Linked DNA regions of Homo sapiens: regions 1 and 2 are each linked to region 3. Evidence: chromatin loops called from intact Hi-C (ENCODE). Cell type or tissue: B cell. All regions are shown on one strand.

Region 1 (5,000 bases), 60 kb after region 3:
ACAGTTTTATGGTTTCCACTTTCCCAAGCTCCCTCTAGTCAATCTATGATGCCTGTCCAGGGTTCACCTCTTGGGCACCTGAACCACCACTGGGAGAGACCCCTGTCAATGGGTAAAATATGGCAAATATGGCTGCCAGATCCCATTCCCTGGGGAGGAAACCACTTGCCCCCCCCCCCACCCACACCCCACCTACCCACCCGCAACCATTTCCCAGAGAGTGGCATCTGAAGCCTCTACCCTGCTGCAAAACTGAGACATTACAGGGAGGGAGCACAGATGCTGGGCTAGACTGAGGAACAGGAGGATGAGTAAAGCCTGTTGCATCTCCCTCCCTCTCCCCTCTCCGGTGGTTCCACCCTCCCTCCCCTCTCCTCGCCAGCCCAGGTGGGCTTGTACAATTCCAGTCTGCCTCTAAATTGGTCCCACTGCTCTCCTGCTGCTGGTAGGGCTGGCTCTGTTCACTGGGCATGAGTGTCTTTCTCCTTTCTTTCTCTTTCCCACAATCACTGTCCTTATAACAAGGCAGACATGATTTTTCAGCTAATTCTGCCCCTCTCTGAGCCTCTGATATTCACCTGCTGAAGCCAAGCCAATCTCCTGGGCTCACATGTTCCATTTCCCTAATGCATGTCAGACTGGAAGCCTTTCTGCCTGGGAAGAAAACCTACCCCAGAGCTGGGGCATCCAGCCTCAGGCCTTTTAAAATTCCTTCTTCACCTTCAGGCTGTAGGGAACCTAACAAACATTTCCTCTACCTGAGCCCAAAAAGACTATTATAGACTTTGTTCCTTTTTCTTATTGAGAAATTCCATCCATTCCCCCATAAGCCTCTGTCAAACTGAGGGTCATTAAATCAAATTGTTGGGTTACAACTAGCATTTTAAAAGCTGAAATCGAATACATCATAGTACAGAGAAAACATCAGAGTCCAACATACATAGTGACAGTAAATGTAATTTTTGCAAAGTACTGGTTTCTATTGTATGTATGCATGAATGATACACATACTGCGCTGAGGAGTCTGGTCAGAAGAATCTGAAAAGATCCTACCTACTCTCTGAGCCCCTCCCTGGGTGGGTTGGCAGGGACCCAGCAGCACCAGTGGCTCCTGGGCTAACATGCGTGGGCATATGGCTCACTCCCAGCTGGCACTTACTTGCCCATAGTTGGTTCCTCCCGGTCCTGTTCTTGGATGCCATACAGAAGAGGCCCTTGTGATCTGGTCCCTTCTTACTCCCACAATCTCATCTCTTGCCGTACCCCATTTTGCACTTTGTGGTTCAGCCACACTTGCTATTTGTAATTTCTTTCAAGACATGATTCTTTCTCCTGCCTCCTGCTCTTTGTACATATAATTTCATTTGCTTGGTCAATTCCTCCTCGACTTTTAGAACTCTGGACATCACTTCTTCCTGAAAATCCTCCATGACCAGCCAAGCCTCAGCCGGGTTTCTCCTCTACATTCCTGGATGCACTATGCTTGCCTCCACCTCTTCATACTGCACTGTCCCCCTTCCCTCCATTCTTCCCTTCATCCTCACCTCTCTTACCACTGACCCGAGTCTGCCTCTGGCCCACAGGCATCCGCTGTGACAGCACGTGTCCACCTGGCCGCTGGGGCCCCAACTGCTCTGTCTCCTGCAGCTGTGAGAATGGAGGCTCCTGCTCCCCAGAGGATGGGAGCTGCGAGTGTGCCCCTGGCTTCCGAGGACCCTTATGCCAGAGAAGTAAGGCTAATCCCCTGACCCCGAAGAGCTCAGAGGGCTAATCCTCCCTAGCCCTCTCCAGTTGGAACTAGCCATGGCCTGAGAGAGGCTGGGCTCTTGAATCAGCCCCCATCTCTTCCTTCCCTCTAGTCTCTCCCTCTGCAGTTCTGTCCCCAGGTTTGGGGCCCAGCCCAGCTACTCAATGGAAACAGGGCCACACCACAGCTCTTCTCTGCAGAAAGGGATGCGCCCTCCAAGATGAGGGAAGGATGCAGGTCTCCCCATGTTTCTGAGAAGTGTGGAACAGGAAGGGTAGCTAGGCTGGCTGGGGTCTCTTGGGCTGCTGACCACCATCTTCCCTTCACCCTCAGTCTGCCCCCCTGGGTTCTATGGCCACGGCTGCGCCCAGCCATGCCCCCTCTGCGTGCACAGCAGCAGGCCCTGCCACCACATCAGCGGCATCTGTGAGTGCCTCCCAGGATTCTCTGGAGCTCTCTGCAACCAAGGTACTGTCTCCAGTGGGAAGGTACTGGGTGGGGAGGTGAGAGGTTCTGGGAGGAAAGTGGCAGGGAAGGAAGGGCTTGGGGATTTTCATCATACGCTATGGAGGTAGCTCCTTCCCTCTTCAGGACTTGGGCTGCCTTTATGAGAATTGAGCCCCACATGGCATGAGACAAAGGCCCTAACACAGTTAACAGCCTCACAGAAGTGAAATGATTTGTCTGTGATTTCGCAGCTAGCAAGTGGCAGAAACAAATTCTGATTCCGACATGCATGCTGAAGGGATGAAAAGTGAAACAAGCACAGAGATCTGCATCAGAAGTGGCACCATGTGGTCTGTGCCGAGTGCCAAGGGTAAAGGCAGAGAATGCTGTGGGAGTGCAGAGGAGCTGGCTCTGGCTGGAGATGGCAACTTCCAAGCCCTTCTCCCCGTCATATTCAGGCCACCATCCCTAATCCCTCCCCATATGCTTTCCTGACTTGACCTCAGAATCCTTCACAATACCGACTCCAAGAACTGCTACCACTCAGCAGGAGTTGAAAAGAGATATAAAGCTTATTTGCATTGGTGTTCCACCCTACCAGCTCTTTGTGGGGGAAAAACCCTGATCTGTAACATCTGCAGATTTTTAAAATATAAATATTCCTACCACGGCTGATTTTAAGGTACCAATGGTTTAACATCATTCACAAAATTCCCAAATATTGAACAACCAGTGAGAAGGTAGGAGCTGCCTCCACACATCATTGCCTATTGCCATCCCTGGCTTTCTTAGGACAAGACAGTGTGGATTTGGGTGAAGGCTCCATGGACCATGCAGGACTTCAGCTGGGCCTTAGCTTGAAAGGTGGAAAAGGAAGAAAAGCATTCTGTGTAGAGGAAGCAGCTTGGGCAAAGCACAGAGACATGGGCATGCTACAGGGAACAGCTGATGGATATGGTAGCTGGGGGTGGGAAATGGGGCTCAGAAGGTAGGCTGGGACCTTCAGAACAGGTTTGAACACAAGGTTACAGAACTTGCATTCTAACCTGAAAGGAGTGAAGGGAGCTTAGGGTAAGTTAAACTTAGGGCTAAAAGCAACTTCAAGGTCATCTATGCAAGAAATCTCATCTGGACTCTGCTTAAATACTTCTGTTGACTGAGAGCTCACTACCTCCCAGGGGAACCCATTCTTTTGATGAATAATCACTGCTGAGCTGGGCTATTTTTGCAAGTGTGTGGGCTGTTAATATGTATGAATAGAAAGTTTACTACATGATGCTTTGAGGTCATGAGAAGTTTGAGCCCCAGAGAAACATATGTGACAGTTTCATTTACTTGCAGCCCTCCTAGGATGGTTTAATCATAACCTGACATGTCGAGGTTCACTTATTAAACACAGGAGACTAGGCCATCAATACAGATAGTCTAGGTCTAAATTAGGACCCATGCAGCCCGAGGAGTAACTCTCAGATGCTGCGTTGTCTGATTTATCGCCCACTGGCCTAATGAGTATTTCCCACATATAGATCTAATGGAGTTTGCTATTAATGGCAACTGCCCTGGTTAAGTCTTAAACCTTGTAAAAAATTGAACTGACACCTTCTAATGACTGGCTTTCCAGCAAGTTACAAATTACAGACACTGCTTACGCAGAATCATTAAACACAGATTAAATATAACCAGATGTTTTCTTTTCACCAGCCCCCCTTCTGTCCACTGCCCCTCTCTTTGCCTTACTCTTGATTCAGCTAAGAAGTCGACCAATTAATGGATTAGATTGATCATATTAGCAGTTCTGTGGGTAAATTTGTTGGCCTCATGTATGTGAGAAAGACTTCAAAGATAAGACTCTTGTTAGAGAAGCTCAGAGTTCATTTTGGGGGTAGGGTAGGGGGAGCAGCTCTGGCACCCTACTCCCCACAGAGGGCCAGGACTTGGGGATGGGTTCCCCAAATCAAGCACCTCCCAGAGGTAGGAAAGAAGAGGCTGGGCAGCCTGCTTTTCAAAAAGCTGGAGCCTGAGCTGCAAACAGGTGAGATGCATGTCACCCTCTTGGCACTGGAACTTCCTGGAAGGGAGCCAAGGTTTCTGCCAGGGGAAGCATGGGGCCCCAAATCAGCCAGCCTGCCACAGCTACTAACCATGGTCCTAGGACAGTCGGTGAGGGTTCCCATTCCCACCTCAAAGATGAGGAAACAGAGAGTTTGCTCAAAGGCACTTAGCCAGCAAGCAGTACAACTTCCTAGTTGTGTGACCTTGGGCAAGTTACTTAACCTGCCTCAGTTTCTCATCTACAAAGCAGAGTTAATGATAAGGCATAATAGTGAGACTATATAATAGTATTCCAAGAGTAAGTGAACTAAATACAGGCATACCTTGTTTTATTGTGCTTCACAGAAACTGCATTTTGCTTGTTGTTTTTTGTTTTGTTTTGTTTAAATTAAAAGTTTGGCCGGGTGCAGTGGTTCACATCTGTAATCCCAGCACTTTGGGAGGCCAAGGCTTGAGGTCAGGAGTTCGAGACCAGCCTGGCCAACATGGTGAAACCCTGTTTCTACTAAAAATACAAAAATTAGCCGGACATGGTGGCGCGTGCCTATCTGGGGAGGCTAAGGCAGGAGAATCGCTTGAACCTGGGAGGAAAAGGTTGCAGTAAGCCGAGATTGCACCACTGCACTCCGGCCTGGGCAACGTAGCGAGACTCTGTCTCGAAACAAAAAAACCAAAGGTTTGTGGCAACTCTGCCTTAAGCAAGCCCTGTCGGTGCCATGTTTCCAACACCACGTGTACACTTCGTGTCTGTGTC
Region 2 (5,000 bases), 80 kb after region 3:
CACTGGTCTAGACTGACCCAGATGTCCCTGATTACCGTTCTAGTCTTTCAGACCTAGTTTTACATACACCAAGACACAACCATTCCCTAACCAAGAACAGCTAGTCGTCTACAGTCCTTTTGGGGAGATGATTAGATGTGGGGTGAGCTCAGGGTAGGGGATGGTGGTAAGTACTGCATTCTGAACAAGACAGCGATAAGGCTGAGTCACTATCGGCCTTTGTTAGGATATACACAGCCCAAGAGAACTGTCTGAGGACAAAAGGTCATCCCCAGCCAGCCAACAGACATTACTCCCTTGGAAGCATTATTTTGGCAATTTTCTGTGTGTTTTGACTTAAACCATCCAAATGAGGAACAGTAGGTAAGGCTGAAAACAAAGAACAGTTCTATTTCGTGACTATGACCTGGCACCTCAGTTTCTTTCTCAAAAAGGTATAAGGATTGGGCAGAAAGCTCTCTAAGGGCCTTTCTAGCTGAAGAACACGCATGACTCAAGCATGAATAAACTCAGGACCAGAAACCCCAATAACTGAACACACAACTTTCCTATGCACTGTGTTGTCCTGTACATTGATTAGGGTGGTTACTTTCAGATTCGCAATCATACATGTAAAACAAAGCTCAGGAAAGCAGTGTCTCTGCCTCAGCATACATTTCATTACTATTGTGTAGAATCATATATCTGACCTCTGAGTGCAGGCGAGGGCTCAGCAGGCAGCCAGCCAGATCTTATTTTACCACTCTGGCTACAATCATCCTTTAAAAAGAAAAGAGAGCTATGTAAGCAAATGTACCAGCAGGTGTTGGGGACCAATACATCAGAATAAGAGAACTGAAAAAGAGGAAAATATGATGTCACAGTTCAGAACTTTATAACAATACTTACCAAAACATGGAATAAATCCCACTAATTGGCTAACGCCCCCCGAAATAAACACTTAATAAGCTAGTCTAGCACAAATGAAACTAGTTCCTAAAACTACTGGGCCAAACCAAATCAGAACTACTAAGAATTAAGAGTCTCAGTGTTCTCTGAACTCAGTGGGAAAAAGCCCTAGCCTAGGAGTTAAGGAATGTGGGTTGTAGTCCTAGTTCTTGCTGTATGGTGCTGACCAGGTCACAGCACTGTTTTCTGGGTCTTGGTTTCTTCCACTATAAAACGATGGGGCTGTACTAACAGCATCTCTGAGGCCCTTTCAAGCTCTGACATTCCAAAAGCCTTAGTCAATGCCTGCCCTTTCCCCTGTTACTTACTGAAGAACTCCACTCACTGTCATCCCGGAGGTTAAGGGAGACCACTTACACTGCTCAACACCCTTCTATTTCCCCTTCTCCCCCTAGCACAGTGATTCTGCAACAAACTGCCTCGTGTTCAATTCCTTGTCAGCCATTTCAAATTGCTATTCTCCATCGCCTTTATGATGCTGGAATCCTTGAGCCCACTGTTGCTGCCACTTTCCCCACCTGTGTGCTCGTTCCCATCTAACTTCCAAGTCTGTCTTTGCGTAAACTTGGGCTCTTAGGTAGTTAGGAGCCCAATGACATCCTGAAGATTACTTTTTAAAGCCAGTGTTCTGACCCCAAGACCTCCTCCTCCTATCTCTCAATCAAGAGAAGGATGCTAATTTATGGCCCAGGAAGAGAAGAGGCAGTGTGGCCTTCTATTAATAGTAGCAAGCCAAGAAGCAAGAGATGGATATTCGGTGCCTGGGTTTTTCCCTGACAGTTAAGTTGGGCCTTAGTGGAGGTTAGCATGCACCTAGAAGCCAAGGTGGGCTCAGATCCCACACACAAGGTGGCCCTGGAAAGTCACTGCCTCTCTCTAGATTTGATGCTCCCTTTATAAAATGAAAATGTTTAGTTCATCTCAGAAGCCCCCTCTGTCTCTGACAGTGTATGACTATGTGGGGAGGCAGGAACCAGATGAGACCAAATGCCAGGGCATTACAGGACCAAGCCGCCAATCCTGATGCAAATGACAAGCCTTGGAGGAGTGACTCCCAGAGCTTGGGTAGCCTGGGTTGATGCTTCCTCTTTCTTTGCAAAATGCCCTGAAGGGCTGGGACTGGGACAGGGGTGGGGCTATGAAAGGATGAGGAAGTATCTAAGAGCAGCTGGTTATTCTTCCACTCAACCCTGCCCTCCCCTCTTGCAGGCAGGTGGATGACTCAGCTGGAGAACAAAGTGGCTTCCTGAGGTGGAGTTTCCAGCTTGCCCAGCCCTTCCCCATTCTCCAGTCCCAGTAGAGATGGGGTACAGAAGAGTCCATAATTCAACACCCTTTTCTCACCACCCAGCCAACACATACATGCACTGCTCCATCCTCTGCTCCTGTATGGAAGATACTTCCCCCTGAGCTTAGCCCCTCCCCACAGACATCAACTTCTCTTTTATCCATTTAGGATCATCCCCTGCTCCAGAGCCAACAATTGATTCCCCAAAACTTTAAAGTAGCCCCGACTTTTCTGGTGAAAATGAGAAGAGGCACTATCAACTGGCCGAGGTTCTTTTAGGCATTGAACTTCAAGGCTCTCCTACTGCCCTAACTCAGTCATGGGATATCCACAAAAAACTTAAGAGCTTAGCCTTTTTCTCTCAGCTGGGCTTAGCCCCATAGATGAAAGACATTCCTTGTTAAGGGTAAGGTGTAGCTGCTGCAGATACAGTTTGCCTTTAGAGATATGGACAGGAGCCCTGGATAACAAGACACGTAGTGAGGGAAAACATCTTGATTGGTATCAAGAGAAGACAGGGGTTGAGTCCTGACTAAACTATTTACTAACATTAGGAATTATATTAGCAAATTTTCTGAGCTTCAGATTCCTCATTCTAAAGTAGAAACAACAGTCCTTTCTGCCCAGCCCTATTCACGATGTAACAAGTTTCAAATGACCTAATTGGAATGAAGACTATACGTGCTACATAAAGTGGTTATTCCTCACATGTTAGAAAATATGCAGTTGAGGCAGCTGCAATAGCTTTTCTTTAAATACTACTAGTCCTCAGCTTCCAAACCAGAAGCTCTGTGCCTTACTGCCTTACTCCTTGACTGGTGAGTTCAGAGTAAGGTGGAGCTGCTGCAGATACAGTTTGCCTTTAGAGATAAGGACAGGAGCACTGGATAACAAGACACGTAGTGAGGGAAAACATCTTGATTGGTATCAACTAAGAGACAATAGGGGTTCAACTACTTACTAACATTAGGAATTATACTAGCAAATTTTCTGAGCTTCAGATTCCTCATTCTGAAGTAGTAATAGTCCTTTCTGCACAGCCCTATTCATTATGTAACAAGTTTCAAATGACCTAATTGGAATGAAGACTATAATTGCTACATAAAGTGGTTATTCATCACGTTAGAAAATATGCAGTTGAGGCAGGTGCAATAGCCTTTCTTTAAATACTACTAGTCCTCAGCTTCCAAACCAGAAGCTCTGTGCCTTATTGCCTTACTCCTTGGCTGGTGAGTTCAGAGAACCCAAAGTGGGACAGATGGGCCATGCTGGGGTTCTTGGACTTACCACCACTTCCTTGTACTAAAAAACTAAGTACCCTCTAAGGGGCAAATTTATGTGGTTTGGGCAGGTCACAGTCAAGGGTCCAAGCAGCTATGTAGAAATGAAGTCACCTGTGCACATGGGGTCTCCATACACAGATGTGCCATCCTTGTCGACATCTAATAAAAATATATATGAAGTTGGTAGGTGTCTCAAATAAGTAACTTAGTGAAATCAGGGCACTAGTGCAGCATTTGAAATAAAAGTCAACCAGCATCTGGGCCTATATCTGGCCTCCCTTTAGGCCTTGCTGGTGCTAGCTGAGATCGTTCAGTGTCTCGCAAGGATGTTTTCTCCTTCTCTCTAGAGTCATATGCTAAAGAGGCCACAATCTTAAGACGTGACTAAAGCCAATATCCCTCTCTACTTCTGGGCTAAATTGTGATGGAAAATGCTGAGCCTGGTTCTACAGAGTTTGCTCTGCTAGTGATAAGCAGTGTGATCCTGAGGAAGTCAATTTCCACTCTAAATCTCATAAGCAATGACTTCCTCAATAAGCAATGAGAGGAGAAGGAGAGAGAGAATTATTGCTCTACCTATACCACAGAGTGTTGTGTGAACACTTGAAGGAACTAATGGCTGAACATATTTTTGTACAAGATTGAGGAAATACTATCTGCTGAAACAAACATCAACAGAATGGACATCTACTTTAACAGAAAAGTAAATACTCTTCCAACCAGTTGCCTTTTATGGGAGATAAGACTACTTGTGGTGGCACACATCTAGCTACTTCAGCCATACGGAGTGTTCTGCTTTCAGGGTCCCAAGGTACATCTAAGACATCCATTGAGTTACATTATCACTTTCACTTTTTACCATTTTCATTACTCTCACAAATTGGAGACAGCATAAATAGCAGCCCAAAATGTAAACTGTGGTAGTTCTAGTGACAGATCATCCAAGAATTTCACCATCTGCTACCTTTCACAGAAATTTAGTGCTGAGACGCCTTTTAGATCACTTCTATCAACTCAAGCAGCTCAGTGCTTGTGTCTAGATCCCTTGTCTAGCAGAGCTTCACAGAAGAAGGTCAGAGCTGCTAGATTAGAGTTTACTGCTCTTTCCAGGCAAATCCTGCCTTGCCTGGGACTATCTGCAGGAGTCAGTGATCTTCCCCAAACAGAGAATGGTACAGAGGCTGAAAGAGGGAATCCCCTTTCCTTCCGTAACTCCCAGTCACTAAAGAACCCATCTTCCTCCAGTGAAACTACAGTACCTCATTTCATATTTGGAAACCAGCCTGCATCCTTTTGTACTCTGAAGTCTCGGGGATGGTACAACTATACAACTGAGAGGTGGCAGGAAAGGAAGCATGAGCTCTAGTATCAGAAAGATACTGCTGAAATAGGTTTCAGTTAGCATTGACAAGAACAGGGGGGTAAGCAACCCAAGAACACGTTACAGGCTTGCTAGAAAACAGGAACTTTCCAAAGGCTAG
Region 3 (5,000 bases):
TGGGAGACTGAGGCAGGTGGATCACCTGAGGTCAAGAGTTTGAGACCAACCCGGCCAACATGGTGAAACCCCATCTCTACTAAAAATACAAAAATTAGCCAGGCGTGGTGGCAGGCGCCTGTAATCCCAGCTACTCGGGAGGCTGAGGCAGGAGAATTGCTTGAACCCGGGAGACAGAGGTTGCAGTGAGCCGAGATCACACCACTGTACTCCATCCTGCCTAATAGAGCGAGACTCTGTCTCAAAATAAATAAATAAATAAATAAATAAGTAAAATGTGGTTGTCATTATCATAATAGTCACAACATATGGACAATAAGCTATGTGAATTCAACTACGTGTGCTTGGCAACTAAAAGAGAAATGGTACCATAGATAATTCTGCTAGTCCTTCTGCTCACTGAGTGTGTGTCCCAAAGAGAGGATGAGGTAGGAGGTGCTGGACTGCTGGATACTCAGTCACTCTCTGTCCTGTGAGCCTTTTTTTTTTTTTTTTTTTTTTTTTGACACGGAGTCTTGCTCTATCGCCCAGGCTAGAGTGCAGTGGTGCAATCTCAGCTCACTGCAACCTCTGCCTCCCGGGTTCAAGCAATTCTCTTGACTCAGCCTCCCAAGTAGCTGGGACTACAGGCGCATGCTGCCACGCCAGTCTAATTTTTTGTATTTTAGTAGAGATGAGGTTTCACCGTGTTGCCCAGGCTGTTCTTGAACTCTTGAGCTCAAGCAATCCACCCACCTTGGCCTCCCAAAGTGCTAGGATTACAGGTATGAGCCACGGTGTCCAGCCTTCTGTGAGCCTTTTTCAATGTGAGTGGAGGCTGTAGCATAAATGGATTTAATTTTTGCTTTACTCACTGTAATAGCAGGTGGAAAATATAGGGTGAGACTCACTCATAACTTGGCAGTTCAGTTTGTGTGTGTGTGAATACTTGGGGCACAGATGAAGAAGGGATGAACCAAGATAGGGTAATGGGAGTTCCAGGCCTTGGTGATTCTGTCTGCTACAGGATGATAGGCAGGCTCCATGACATTGACCGCTTGACCTTGGTCAGCAGGTAGGAGGGACATGTCGGGGACTGGTGGGGCTGATCCTTCCACCAACCTTCAGCCCCCAAAGATCACATGCACTTACTGGCCACACTGGAACCTTGTACCCTTGTACACGCCCAACACTTGAACGCCACTGTATCTTTGCTTATATTGAGTCTACCCCAGTGACACCTTCCCAGTCCCACTCACCTGCCCCCTTTCCTCTCTGAGTGTCTAAACCCTAGAAACCTGGAGCACAAACAGCAACAGATAATCTCGGTGACCGGCCACTCCAGTTTGCCCAGGACTGAGGGATTTCCCAGAATGTGGAACTTTCAGTGCTGAAAGCAAGATGGTTGCTCACCCTATTAGCCAGACAAGTGAGACATCCTTTACAGCCCACTTGAGATGGCTTCTGTTTTAAGAAGCCTTGCCTGGTCTCCTTAGCTGGGAGCAATCATTCTTTCCATCCAACTTCTCCCAGAACATTATGTGTGCCTGTCCATGCCTGAACTCCACACCCTACTTTCACCCCAGAATTTGAGCGAATGAGGCTATAACTGAGGACATCTTGTTATTGTGTGTCCCATATGCATCGGGGAGGGTCAGAGTGGGAGGTGGCAGCAGGCTTGGTGACCTCTCTGGGGCTCTGCTACTCAGCCCCTTTCCATAGCCGTAGAGTGTGAATTTCTGCAACACTGGCTCAGCTATCTCTCTTTGAAACATTTAATTACATGTAAAGATCTTGAAGGCTGCCTGTTACTTCCCAGGGAAGCCTTTCTTTTTCCTGCTCCTTCTGAAGCTGGCTGCTTGGAAAGTAATGAAACTGAACTGAAGCTGAAGCAACCAGGGGGCGTAGGCATTACTGAAAGGAAGAAGCATGAGGAAGAGATGAAAAGGGTGACAGGGAGATGGAGCCAGGGGAGGGGCAGGGAGTTAGAGGAAATATTCCCAGAGAGTGAGTGAAATGCAAATGGTGAGAAAACCAATGCGTGTGGGGAAGAGGGAGAAGCGGGCAGGAAAGATAGAGAAATGGGAGCTGGAATGGGCTGGGTCCCGCAGGTCCCAAGAAGAGAGGGGTAGGGTCACAGAGGAGAGGGGTGGCAGATGGGAAAAGAAAGGGCCCGGCAGAAAGGAACAGAAACAGGCAGCCAACCAAGAGCTTAGCAAAGAGGGATGTAAACAGCTTGTGGCTCCGGAATTTCAATACAGGAGAGGGGGGCTTAGGGCAGCCATTTGGTTGGAAGAGAATGGCCGGACCAGGAGGTAGGTTCTGAAGCTGCCTTGAGGAAACAAACGCTCTGCCCTTCTTAGCCTGTGCGACTATTTGCATGGCTTGGTGGAAGAACTGATGCAGGTTATGAGGCACCAAAGCTTCCAGGCACCCCTTGCTGCCACCTGTCCGGGGAGCAGCGCTGCAAAGATGGGAAGGCCGCATGGGCATCGGTTCCTGGCCCCTGCCCCAAGGAGAGCCTTCGGGGCTCCTGATCCCTGACTGTCCCGTCTCTTGCAGGCTGCGACAGCGACCACTGGGGGCCCCACTGCAGCAACCGGTGCCAGTGCCAGAACGGCGCCCTGTGTAACCCCATCACAGGCGCCTGCGTGTGCGCCGCCGGCTTCCGTGGATGGCGCTGCGAGGAGCTCTGCGCACCTGGCACCCACGGCAAGGGATGCCAGCTGCCGTGCCAGTGCCGACACGGTGCCAGCTGCGACCCCCGCGCCGGCGAGTGCCTCTGCGCACCTGGCTACACCGGCGTCTAGTGAGTCATGCGGCAGGACCTGGAGGGGCGGGACCTGGAGGGGCGGGACCTGGAGGGTGCCTGGGTGGGGAGGGTAGAGGAGGTGGAGGGGCTGGGGCGGGGCCTGGAGTGGCTGCCCTCACCGCAGCTGCACGCCCAGCCCTGGGCTCCTTGTGGGTGGGCTGGGTGGTGGGACCAGGAGGGATAGTCTTGGCTGTGAAATCTCCTGTGAGTCTAAATGCCCAGGCCTCACCCACGCAGGTCTCAGATTCCTTCCTTCCAGGACCGCGTTGACTGGTCCTTCCTGAGACTGCCCGAGTGGGCACTCCCTAAAACCCTCCCAGGAGGCCCTTCCTGGCAGAGACAGCCCTTATCTTGAAAGTCTCTTCTGACCTTACCCAAATGATGCTGCTCACCTGGGGCCTTCCCTTCTAGGGCATTTGGGACAGAGAGAGGTGAGGGTCCTAGGCAGATACCATGTACAGATTTGGGAGGATTACTCTGCCTGTTCCTCTCCCCTACTTTCTCTCCCCAGACACCAAACAGCCCCTCATTCCAGTTCCCCAGAGAGTAGTATTGACAGGAGACCTACAAGACTGCTTAGCTGAGACCCCCTCAGAGGCAAGATTGAAGTTCTCCTCCCAACCCTGTAGCAGACTCTGTGGCCTCTCCAACAGCCTAGATCCTGAGGGGTGGCCAAGGACTCTGACCACAGAGACGTTGTTGATTGAGGGTGTTCCCTACCCCGATGTCTGGCCAGCTCCCAAGTCCTAGTGAGCTAGAGGCCAGGGCCATTGGATGAAGGCCCAAGACCAAGACCCCATGCAAATCCTGCCCCACCCTTCAACAGCACCCAGTCCCTGCAAATGAGCCTGTCATGGGAGCTGGGAGCCTTCCTGAGCCTGGAAGGAACGTGCTCCAGATTCTTCCCCTCTCTGAATCTAGGTGGATTCTTAAAGATGGGATCCATGAGCACTTCTCAGTGCCTTCATTAATGCAATGACTTTGGCCTGGCATGCCCTTCCTTCCATTCTCCTGGTTAAATTAACTTCACCTTTAAGGCCCAAGTAAAATGCCTTCCTCCTTGGGAAGCCTTCCTCAGCCTCCTCCCCAGAATACTCTTCTGTACACTAAGAACACTTAAGTCATCCCACAAGTATTGGCCCAAGCACCCTACATTCCAATGTATTCAGTCTGAGCCTTGCTTCCCCCTCCTGGCAGGGAGCAGGACTGCAGTTCAGCGGATGCTGTGCCTAATACAGATCCATTAACTGCGGAGGAATTCCTAGGGAACCCTGGAGCACTGGGGCCCTGCCACCTGATCTGAATGCTGCTGTGTCTAACACCTCTGCTTCTCCATGCAGCTGCGAGGAGCTGTGCCCTCCTGGGAGCCATGGAGCTCACTGTGAGCTGCGCTGCCCCTGTCAGAATGGGGGCACCTGCCACCACATCACTGGCGAGTGTGCCTGCCCCCCAGGCTGGACGGTAAGTGGGCCCAAAGGATCTGGGTGGGGCACTGGAGGGCTGAGCCTTCATCACTCACACATACCTTAAAAGGCTAAACTAGCCGGGCATGGTACTCGTGACTGTAATCCCAGCACTTTGGGAGGCCGAGGCCCGCAGATCACTTGAGGTCAGGAGTTTGAGACCAGCCTGGCCAACATGGCGAAACCCCATCTCTACTAAAAATACAAAAATTAGCCAGGCGTTGTGTCATACGTCTGTAATCTCAGCTACTCGGGAGGCTGAGGCACAAGAATAACTTGAACCAGGGGGCAGAGGTCACAGCCAAGATCAATTTGCTGCACTCCAGCCTGGGCAACAGAGTGAGACTCTGTCTCACAAAAAAAAAAAAAAAAAAAAAAAAGCTGAATTCTTCTCCCACTCTGAATACCCTCCCTCCTATTTATCGCCATAGGGCATCACTAAACGCTGCCAGTGGTGCCATGGACACAGCTTTGAATCCCAGGTCTGCCATCTCTAAGTGCTGTGTGGTCTGAAGCAAGTTACTCACCTCTCTGAGCCTGTGGTCTCTCGTGTGCAAAGAAATTGAATTCTTCTTGTAAGATTAGCTTTGTCTTTGGGTGTGAGCACCCACATGAGCTGCCACAGGCCCTGGGCCAGAGGTGGCAGAAAAGGCTGGGAAAGGAGGAGAAACAGCAGGTATGGATGACCTGAATTTATCTAACTTCGCCCCCTGCACTTGCACACACACACACATTCTGATTCTGTG

Evidence for each region. Peaks named below come from ENCODE experiments on the same cell type or tissue, not always from the same donor. Only the 100,000 strongest peaks of a DNase experiment are listed, where the experiment ranks them.
Region 1: a loop joins it to region 3, with 4 times the contacts of the local background. A loop is called at or near these places in 3 of 110 quality-filtered maps.
Region 2: it touches region 3 in a loop (22-fold over the local background); 3 of 110 quality-filtered maps call a loop at or near these places.

What each region holds. Positions count from the first base shown.
Region 1 is chr15:65,919,553-65,924,552 of GRCh38, reverse strand. MEGF11 (multiple EGF like domains 11) reads left to right here. Exons shown (of 26, transcript NM_001385028.1): 14 at 1,584-1,730; 15 at 2,081-2,215. Among named protein-coding and RNA genes, the nearest start is that of RAB11A, 53 kb to the right of the region's middle. RefSeq lists an enhancer at 2,194-2,763. In B cell, no CTCF peak of the experiment used is centred here; DNase peaks (open chromatin) are centred at 2,652 and 4,252; H3K4me3 peaks cover 846 bases; H3K27ac peaks cover 1,941 bases.
Region 2 is chr15:65,899,695-65,904,694 of GRCh38, reverse strand. All of the region lies in intron 24 of MEGF11 (multiple EGF like domains 11), which reads left to right. Among named protein-coding and RNA genes, the nearest start is that of RAB11A, 33 kb to the right of the region's middle. RefSeq lists enhancers at 1,241-2,032, 2,119-2,338 and a silencer at 2,035-2,199. In B cell, no CTCF peak of the experiment used is centred here; a DNase peak (open chromatin) is centred at 2,074; H3K27ac peaks cover 788 bases.
Region 3 is chr15:65,980,030-65,985,029 of GRCh38, reverse strand. It overlaps MEGF11 (multiple EGF like domains 11), which reads left to right. Exons shown (of 26, transcript NM_001385028.1): 6 at 2,542-2,788; 7 at 4,132-4,252. Among named protein-coding and RNA genes, the nearest start is that of MIR4311, 58 kb to the left of the region's middle. RefSeq lists enhancers at 2,428-2,928, 3,719-4,219, 4,220-4,720. In B cell, CTCF peaks have their summits at 2,334, 2,546 and 3,968 (motif pointing left); DNase peaks (open chromatin) are centred at 2,699 and 3,899; H3K4me3 peaks cover 1,215 bases; H3K27me3 peaks cover 2,396 bases.